Linked DNA regions of Homo sapiens: all the other regions are linked to region 1. Evidence: chromatin contacts called from ENCODE Hi-C or POLR2A ChIA-PET data. All regions are on one chromosome and are shown on one strand. Each heading gives the region's core, a stretch centred on a gene start or an enhancer-like site at or near the end of the contact. The rest is flanking DNA. Distances are from core to core; before and after follow the strand shown. Region 1 holds the start of SLC35H1 (solute carrier family 35 member H1). Region 2 holds the start of PLTP (phospholipid transfer protein). Region 3 holds the start of ACOT8 (acyl-CoA thioesterase 8).

Region 1 (3,275 bases), core at 1-2,500:
TGGACTCCTTATTGGTCTTTTTTGCTGGCACCTTCTTGTCAACTCAATCTATAAAAATTGGGTGCCTAAAGCTTGGAACCTGGCTTCTCTTCTCTCTTAAATCTTACCCTACATAATCTCATCCTACCCAATCCACTTGCCAATGATTTCTAAATTCTTTACATCAGCCCTGACCTTTTCTGTATCAGACTCATATATCTAACTGCCTATTTGGTAGCTGCACTCCAAATATCTAAAACTTAAGATGCCCTAAGAAGATTTCGTAATTATTTCTCACGCTCCCAATCTATCCCAAAGTCATTTAGTAAATGCCAGCATAATACACTTGGTTACTTAAGCCAAAACCAAAAATCTATGATGAAGTCATCTTTGACCACTTATTTCTGTCATTTCTCAAATCCTGCCCTGTCAGTTCCACTTTCAATACACTTCTTGACCCCTCTACTTCTCTTCCTCTCCATTCCCACTACCACAGTCTAAGCCACAATTATCTTTCACCTGCTGACTGCCACTGGTCTAACTGGTCTCCCTGTTTCCTCTTTCGCCCCTAAGGCCTGGAATCTATAAAGCAGCCAGAGAGATGGCACACGAAACAGATCATGCCCTAAGGCTAAGCCCAGCTCCTCAGCCTGGTCCACAAGGAAGGCCTCTGTAACCTCATTCTTCTGCCACTGGTCCCAGCACCCGCCACAGCGGCCCCCTGCCACGTGTCAAACACATCAAACCTGTGTTTTTCTTTACTTGCTGCTCTTCCTGCCTTCAGCTCCCTTCCGCAGACCTCCGCTTGGCTGAATACTTTCTCCAATGCCCCACCCCTCCCAATCCTCGTGGCACTCCCACCTCTGACGTTTCCTTGTTTGCTCACGTGTTTACTGCCCGCCCCAATCCCACCGCGGGAAGCAGCCCCTCAGAGGGCAGGGCCGTGTCCGATTCCGGCCCGGGTCCCGCACCCAGGACGTCGCAGGTGCTCAGGAAATACCAGATGAGCCGGCGTCCGGCAGGTGCCTTGCAGGAGGGCGCTTGGAGACCCCTGCCCCCTCCACAGACGGCGAAACTGAGGCCCGGGGAGGGGCAGGGGCGTGGCGTGCCCCATGTCAACCCGCGCAGATCCCGGGTGGGGAGCCCGCTTCCCTTCTCCAGCCCCGGCCCCCCAGCCTCTGGGAGTGCGCCGGGAGGCCGGCCGCACACCCACTCACCTCGGCCCTGGGAGCTCCAGGCCGGAATCTCCCCACCGGAAGTGCGAGGCCGGATGCCGCCGCCGAACCGCGGCACGGGCGGTAACTTCCGCCGGAAGCTACCCAGGGGCTGGGCGGAGCCGGGGCGAAAAGGCGGGGCGGGGCAGCACGGGGGCGGGGCGTCTGTTGTGGTCGGGTTCTGAGGTGGTCTGGTCTTTCTGAGGTACAGCGTAGTTTTGTCCTCCGCGAAGTCCCTCAGGCTCAGAGCACAGCCGTGTAATTGTCTGCGTCTCTCCCGCGCTCAATCAGGGGCTTGCTTTGGAACCCCGGTGCCTGCTAGTGTTCTGCATACAGTGAGCATCCAAAAAATGGTAACTTGTTTACTTTTACTGAACAAATTGTTTTTCTTATGTCCAGTCTAATGCTGGGCAACCATGGAATGAACCACGAAGATAAGTATCTCATGGGCTTTTTCTTCTGGGAGCTCAGGCCAGCTGGGGCCATTACAACTTAAAACTTGGGCGATCCAGAAGTAATACGAAACATTTGTGAAATATTTTCTGTATGAAACTTTCTAAGAATTATCTCAACTTCAATAGGTTGAGTAGGGAGAGAGCATCCCAGATAGAGGAAATGGGAGAATCCTAAAGGAGGGTGAGAAAGCTCCAGCCGTGCCTGGGGCTCACAGGTTGTTTGTAACTGTGGTGGTTAAAGTAGCCAAGAGGCAGGTTGCAGTGGCCCCAAAATGCCAGCCTAGGGAGTTCAGATTTTCTTCATCTTGCGGGATGGATTAAAAGGGCAGCATTTGCAGTCAAGAACATTAGGCCAGGGCAAGCTAGGGTTGCACATTCAGACCCAGTTTTGTGCCTTTCGCCCTCCTCTAGCCTCCTCCTGGGCTCTCTGGCAGTAAGACCAGCTGCAAACATGGATCCTTACAAGTGACTCAGCTGGGATCCCTGGCCCCTCTGAACAGAAGGCTCAAGGCCAGAGTGTAAGCAGTGTTTTATGCAAACTGCGGCTGTCACCGCCGCCAGCTGGCATCATGCAGGCATTAGTTCATTCAGTGCTTACCAAGCACCTACAATGGTACCCATCACTGCCCAAGGTCTTGGCTTTATTCAGTCCTCAGGCTTGTATTGCATGCACTTTCTATGCCTTTTGAAAGAGCCTGTCCTCACACCCTTCTCTCTCAGAGGCAAGAGATCTATTTTCATCACCACCCTCATTTAAGTCTCCCAGCTACCAAGGCCAAGGTTTGGAGCAACAGCCTAAAACACCAGCTGGAAGGCTGGGCACTATGCACAGGCAACACACAGGGTAAAGAGCGTGTCTTCTTTGTAAGGCACAAGTACTCGAGCTGTTCCCTGGCTGTGTCCCTGGCAGGGAGAAGAGGGAGGATGTGTTCATGGGGGTGTACAGTATGCCTTACCTTGCTGTACCCAGCAGGGTTGAGCAGAAAACGCTTCGTCCCAGTGCAGCAATCTGTGAACACTCTTAACCAGCAGGTGTGTGTCTGTGTGTGTGTATGTGTGGGAGGAGCGAATGATGAGGAGGAAGGGACTCTTGGAAGGTGACTAAGGGCTCCAGCTGGAGCTCTCCAGAGTCTCCCAGATACATGGAGATCAAGTCTTGTCAAGGTGAAATCTTCACCATTGGGCAGGGGGCAAGTACAGACAAACAGCTGTTAACAGGAACCACAGTTTGTACATGAAAGAGTATTTATTGAAAACATGGTTACTGACAGGAAGCTCCTGGCTGCTCTCTGGTTACAATCTTGGCTCACAACTGGAAGTGTTACATACTTTTTACTTCCCCTCAATTTTATTTTTCCCCAAGGTTCCATCCTAAGATAGGTAGATCTTATATAAATATATATACACGTCTGTATAAGTATGGCCTATAGTAATGAAAATATATAGTACACTCTTCATTGGGTAGTACCTACCATGCCAGGCCACCAATACTGAATGCCAATGTGCTAACGTATGTCCAGGGAGAGAGGCTGTGTGTGTGGTTTACAAGTGCTGCAGCACCAGGGAAGCCCCACTGGCACAGGTGTGGCCTCAGCCGGCCTCAGCCAGCTCCCTGAAATCATGGCCA
Region 2 (3,312 bases), core at 1-2,500, 450 kb before region 1:
CTGGTCCTGCTTCCTTCTTGGCCCCCTCTACATTTTCAAGGCCACGCCCATCTGCCTGGTCCCGCCTATGATGACTGGCTTGGCCTTTATCTTTTCGGCCCCATCCGGTTTCTTAAGTCTTGCCTCATCGATTTGGCCACGCCCCATCCCACTCAGCCTCCAGTCTCCCGAGACCCTGAGATTTCTCGGGCCCCGCCTCCACCGCCGAGGCCCCGCCCCGGATCGCGAGGCCCCGCCCCCCACTTACTCAGAGATGTTGTAGTAGAAGTGGCCTTCTTTGCCCCGCAGGTCCGGAATGGTGATAGTCTCCAGCTCTTGCTCCAGAAAGCGCAGCCCCTCCTGCTTCACTGAAGCAGCAGAGAAACCCTTACTTAGCTCCCGTGCCCACTGTTGGGGCGACCCCAACCCCGTCCGCTCCCGTCCGTCCCTGTCTGCCCCTGCGCCTTACCCAGCTCCAGCGCCTTGGAGGTGACGCGGATCTTGCAGCCTGGGAACTCTGCATGTGCGCCTGCCAGCAGCGCTAGGAAGAGGGCCCCGAAGAGGGCCATGGCGAGCGGGCCTGGGGGTGGGGTGGGGTCGCAGGAGTTATCTGAGCCGCTTAAACCCATTCCTTGGACGTCCAACCATAAGTGGGAACTAGCCTGGATCGTTACCCTCCAGATAACTCTTCGGGGAACTTGGAACCAATAATCTTGCCTCCATATGGCAGATGTGGAAACTGAGGCTCAGAGAGGCGATGCGACTTGCGTTCTGGCTCCCAGAGGATTTGGGACACGGGGGAGGGGACGTTCCCAGTTCCCTCGTGCTACCGCCGCGTGATGAGTTTGGACCTCCAGGGGACCAGCCCCCACACCCCCAACAACCTCCCCTTTCCTTTAGCGGTGGGCCCATGCAGGCTTGCACGTTGCCACGGCAACGACTGCACGCGCATTCTTGGAGGGTGGCTTGCGGTCTCCTAGGCCTCGCGCCCGGGGAGGAGAGGAGGTGGCCGACCAGACCGTGGGCTCCCGGGTCTCCCGGCTCCCTCAGGTCCTAAATCTCTCCCATTAGAGATTCTGCCTGGAGCCCCCATGTTAGCGTTCTCCTTCATCGGCTCTCCTCCCCACGCCGGCTTCAGTGCACCACGCGGCTCGGCGAGGGACTGGGAACGGGATAGGGACGCGCCCCAACTCACTCAGCGGTGGAGCTGGGGGGCGGCGCGGTCACGTGGGATGGCGGGCAGCTCAGGGGATCCGGGCGACGGGGTCTGGCGGGCAGGGTTGTTCCAGCCGCCTTTATAAAGCCGGCCTCCCCGACCCCTCCTCCTCTCTGCAGCTCTCCCCTCCTCCCTTGGGGGCTGGGAGGGGACGGGGCGGGACGCTGGCAGCCGGGAGAGTGGAAAAGGCTGCACAGAGCCCCGTGACAAGCCCGGCCGCTGTCTGGACAAGTGGGAGACCCAAGCCCAGGGAGAGGGAAGGAAATGCAGGAGCCGGCCCACTCAGCCCCAACAATCCCACTTTGCTGGGACCTTGGTTCAAATTACAATTATCCATGTCTTCCTGCATGATCTTGGGCAAGTCACTTCACTTGGGTCACTGACCCTCAGTTTCTTCCTTCAGCGAAATGTGCACGATGATAGGAACTACCTCTTGGGCCTTTATTACAACCAGGTCCAGGCACAAAGTCAAGGAATATTTTTTCTTTCCCTGCCACCCACAATCATCTCGGGACCTCCTTGCCTGGCTTTGCTATGGGCCCCCCTACCTGTCTCTGTGTCACCACCTGGGGACCTTAAGGTCCCAGAGACCTTTCCCACTTGGGAAAGCAAGACTAGACAAGTGCTGTCAGCCCAGGAACATACCACACCGGCTGAAATCAGAAGGAGGTCTGCCATTTATCGTGGCTGGTGGATTGTTTTTTCTATTTTTTTTATTTTTATTTTTTGAGACGGAGTCTCGCTCTGTCCCCCAGGCTGGAGTGCAGTGGCGCGATCTCGGCTCCCTGCAAGCCCCGCCTCCCGGGTTCACGCCATTCTCCTGCCTCAGCCTCCCCAGCAGCTGGGGCTACAGGCGCACGCTGCCACGCCCGGCTAATTTTTTTTGTATTTTTAGTAGAGACGGGGTTTCACCGTGTTAGCCAGGATGGTCTCGATCTCCTGACCTTGTGATCCGCCCGCCTCGGCCTCCCAAAGTGCTGGGATTAAAGGCATGAGCCACCGCGCCCGGTCCACTGGTGGATTTTTTAATGAACCCTTGGAGCAAGGTGCTCTGAACAGCATCCCCGCCCCCACCCCCACCCCCACCTCCATCTACTGCTTACAGGGTTCCCGGACCCTAGGACAGGGCACAGAGTGGGTGCTTGCCACCTTTTTGTTGCCAAATGGACGAAAGAAAGGGGAAGCAATAATCATGTCTGCTGAGCATGTATTTAGCACCAAACACTCATCTAGGAAGGATGACTAACTCATCCTGATTTGCCTAGGACTTTCCCCATTGTGTCTTTTTTTTCTGATATAATCCACAGATTCACAAAAATAGTTCCATTTCCTTTTTTATTTAATTAATTAATTAATTTTTTTGAGACACAGTCGTGCTCTGTCACCAGGCTGCAGTGCGGTGGTGTGATCTTGGCTCACTGCAACCTCTGCCTCCTGGGTTCAAGTGATTCTCCTGCCTCAGCCTCCCAAGTAGCTGGGACTACAGCCATGTGCCACCACACCTGGCTAATTTTTGTATTTTTAGTGGAGACAGGGTTTTGCCATTTTGGCCAGGCTGGTCTTGAACTCCTGCCCTCAAGTGATCCGCCTGCCTTAGCCTCCCAAAGTGCTGGGATTACAGGTGTGACCCACCATGCCCAGCCTATTTATTTATTTTTATTTATTTATTTAAGATGGAGTTTCTCTCTTGTTGCCCAGGCTGGAGTGCAATGGCGCAATCTCGGCTCACTGCAACCTCCGCCTACCAGGTTCAAGCAATTCTCCTACCTCAGCCTCCCAAGTAGCTGGGATTACAGGCACCCACCACTACGCTCAGCTAATTTTTTGTATTTTTAGTAGAGATATGGTTTCGCTATGTTGGCCAGGCTGGTTTCGAACGCCTGACCTCAGGCAATCCACCTGCCTTGGCCTCCCAAAGTGCTGGGATTACAGGCGTGAGCCACCGCGCCCGGCCGCCTATTTATATTTTTAGAGACAGGGTCTTGCTCTGTTGCCCAGGCTGGAGTGCAGTGGTACAATCACGGCTCACTGAAGCCTCCACCTCTTGGGCTCAAGCGATCTTCCCACCTCAGCCTCCTGAGTAGCTAGGACTACAGGCAGGTGGTACCATGTCATGT
Region 3 (2,956 bases), core at 367-2,866, 510 kb before region 1:
ATAAATGAATAAATAACAAGAGCCCTCAGACATCAAGTCTAACTCCTTCAGTGTACAGATGAGAAAACTGCAGCTTGGCCCCAGAGATGAAAATGCTTGCCCAGAATGTAGGCCCATTGGAAGCTGAATAATTATGTCTCTAGCCTCCCACGTCCCAGCTGTTTGGCATTTTCTGTAACAATGAGTTATGAACAGCCCTCCATGACCTGGCAGGTGGCTCTCGCCTGTAATCAATCCCAGCACTTTGGGAAGCCGAGGTGGGAGGATCGCCTGAGCCCATGAGTTCAAAACCAGCCTGGGCTCCAAAGTGGGGCCTCATGTCTACTAAAAATAAAAAAGTTAGCTGGATGTGGTGGCAAGCGCTTATGGTCCCAGCTAAACGGGAGACTGAGGCAGAAGGGTCACTTGGGCCCAGGAGGTCGAGGTTGCAGTGAGCCATGTTCGTGCCACTGCACTCCAGCCTGGACAACAGGGCCAGATCTTGTCTTCAAAAACAAAAATCAAATAGCCCTCCAAGAAGTTATTTACAATTCCTTAAGTGGAAGGAAGGGAGCTCAAAGTAAGATAACTTCCAGTAAAGCCAGGAGAAGCCTTGGAGGTCAAAGCTGTTAGAAGCCTTGCTGCAGGGGGCTGGGCGCGGTGGCTCATGCCTGTAATCCTAGCACTTTGGCAGAGGTGGGCAGATTACAAGGTCAGGAGTTCGAGACCAGCCTGGCCAACACGGTGAAACCCCGTCTCTACTAAAAGAAGTTAAAAAATTAGCTGGGCTGTGGCGCGCCTGTATGTCCCAGCTAATCAGGAGGCTGAGGCAGGAGAAATGCTTGAACCCGGGAGGCGGAGGTTGCACTGAGCCGAGATCGCACCACTGCACTCCAGCCTGGGCAACAGAGCAAGACTCCGCCTCAAAGAAAGAAAGAAACCCTTGCTGCAGTCAAGAACTTCAGCGATGCTGGGAAAGAAAAAAACATGCTTAGGCCTCAGAATAAGTAATGAGAAACCAGACCCACCAAATGGTACTGGGGGCGGGATATTGTGAGAAGAAAAGGATACTGAAGACACAAGGAGCTGCGGCGTCGGTTTTAAGGCTGATCCATCAGCTGTGTGCCCTTGGGCAAATCACTGCCCTCTCTGGGCTAGCTCCCCCGTGAAGGCTTAGGGCAGGCTGCCGAGCAGGGTCTCTCAGGTCACCACTATATTTGCTCAGCTGTGCAGACCTCGCAGCGCGGAGAGGAAGGGAGGAAGCCAGAGCAGAGAGGACAGCTCTGTTGGGGGCGAGTTCTCTCCTAATCGTGGCAGAGGGTGCATCCCACGCAGAGCCATACTAGTCCCGGAGCCAGGGGCCCCGGGCGGCGGCAGTCAAGATCAAGTTTCTGCCCTAAAGGAGGGGATGCTGGGCAGGAGCTGCCGGCTACCTGAAGAGATCCTCGTCCAGCGGCTCGAGGTTGAGCACGGTCGTGACCAAGACGCTACGGAGGTCCCCAGGGGGATCGCCGCGGTCGCCACAGCCCTGCCCATCTTCTGGGGCCTGCGGGGACGACATCTAGTTCAATGCTGCAGGCCCTGCACACCCGCTCCGCGGAAGACGCGGAGACATACACAGAACCTGACTCTTCCGGCAGATTGCCCTAGTAACCGGAAGTCTCCTGCAGACCCCGGGAAGGAGGAATCTAGGTTATGATTGGTCAGGACTCCTGTCAGTCCGCTGGTGGCTGTGGCCCTCTTTCTCTAGCAATTGGAGAAAATGAATGCCAATCTGCGAATCCTGTGTGTGACTGGATATGTCGCTGAGGAGGCGGAACCTCGGGACTGGATAATATGGACTGAGTGTCATTTCCCCTGTCAGATAGCAAATACACCCCCTTCCTCTTGTAACCCGGTCAGGCCTAGGGTTCCTCCCTGAGTTCCAGAATAGGCCACCCAGTTGGGGCGGACCCTTAAGGCATTCTGGGCCCACGCCTGCCTATAAACCCTCATAGTGTGACCTTTGACCCCTGGTGTGATCTTGGGCCCGGGCTGGGACCAGCCCCTAGTGTGGGTTGTGGGGGCGGCCATGGAGCTGGGCAGCTGCTTCAAGACCTATGAGGACTTCAAGGAGTGCTTCAGCGCCTACAAAAGGGAGAACAGGTGCTCCTTCATTCTCAGGGACTGCGTCTCCGTCCGCTTCCACAACCTCAACCATGGCACCTCCATCCGCGAAGACATCCTGTAAGGGCGGGCGGGGCGGGGCGGGCCAAGAGGGTGGGGAGGAGGCTGGACCTCCGGAGGGCTGCCTGGAGGAGGAGGGGTGCATAGGCACGCATTGGGCTGCGTGGCCATTCATTCAACAGGCACTCATTGAGCACCTGCTGTGTGCCTTGTGAAGAGAGCTAAGCCTCCACGGCCATTGGTTTTTGACCACCCACTCCACTTTCACTCCATTCACAGGCTTTTCTGGAATTTATAACTGCAGTTTCTCCCATTGTTTTGAGCAGCTGCAGCAACCCAAATACAAAGTATGGCTTTCATAAACGGATAAAAACACCTTGGCGATAATTTCCTTCATCAGTCTCCTCTTTACAAAACAGTCACATGGTCGTTGGAATGTTCGTTCATTCATTCATTCAGTTTTTAGTTCTTATATATTTGTTGAAACAGGGTCTCACTCTGTCCCCCAGGCTGGAGTGCAGTGGCACAATCAGCTCACTGAGCCTTCAACTGCTGGGCTCAAGCGATCCTCCCACCTCAGCCTCTCAAGTAGTTGGAACTGGAGGTGCACGCCACCATGCCTGGCTAATTATTTGATTTTGTACAGACTGGGTCTTGTTATGTTGGCTAGGCTGTTCCCAGACTCCTGGACTAAGCGATCTTTCGGCGTCTCAAAGTGTTAGGATTACAGGCATGAGCCACTATGCCTGGTCTATTCATTCATTTTGTAAATGGTTTTTGAGCTCCTTATATTAACCGTTTTCAAACACTT

What was found. A loop is a pair of places that touch in the nucleus more often than their neighbours do. ChIA-PET counts read pairs that join two places held with the same protein, here RNA polymerase II (POLR2A). Pooled maps may share reads with other maps.
Region 2: a loop to region 1 is called in a pooled map, with 14 times the contacts of the local background. The contact joins the promoter of PLTP here to the promoter of SLC35H1 in region 1. A Hi-C loop is called at or near these places in 2 of 37 single-sample maps with no recorded cell type and 6 of 50 pooled maps. POLR2A ChIA-PET finds 5 or more read pairs at or near these places in 1 of 52 experiments (WTC11).
Region 3: a loop to region 1 is called in a pooled map, with 23 times the contacts of the local background. The contact joins the promoter of ACOT8 here to the promoter of SLC35H1 in region 1. A Hi-C loop is called at or near these places in 4 of 37 single-sample maps with no recorded cell type and 13 of 50 pooled maps. POLR2A ChIA-PET finds 5 or more read pairs at or near these places in 2 of 52 experiments (OCI-LY7 and activated CD4-positive, alpha-beta memory T cell).

The regions. Positions count from the first base shown.
Region 1 is chr20:46,363,175-46,366,449 of GRCh38, forward strand. It overlaps SLC35H1 (solute carrier family 35 member H1), which reads right to left and starts at 1,251. Exons shown (of 10, transcript NM_015945.12): 1 at 1,197-1,251. It overlaps LOC124904917 (a long non-coding RNA gene), which reads left to right and starts at 1,365. Exons shown (of 3, transcript XR_007067614.1): 1 at 1,365-1,546. ELMO2 (engulfment and cell motility 2) reads right to left here. Exons shown (of 22, transcript NM_133171.5): 22 at 2,876-3,275. RefSeq lists a silencer at 972-1,391.
Region 2 is chr20:45,910,905-45,914,216 of GRCh38, forward strand. It overlaps PLTP (phospholipid transfer protein), which reads right to left and starts at 1,251. Exons shown (of 16, transcript NM_006227.4): 1 at 1,175-1,251; 2 at 449-559; 3 at 248-347. The coding sequence starts at 548.
Region 3 is chr20:45,855,776-45,858,731 of GRCh38, forward strand. ACOT8 (acyl-CoA thioesterase 8) reads right to left here and starts at 1,617. Exons shown (of 6, transcript NM_005469.4): 1 at 1,413-1,617. The coding sequence starts at 1,540. ZSWIM3 (zinc finger SWIM-type containing 3) reads left to right here and starts at 1,839. Exons shown (of 2, transcript NM_080752.4): 1 at 1,839-2,205. The coding sequence starts at 2,051.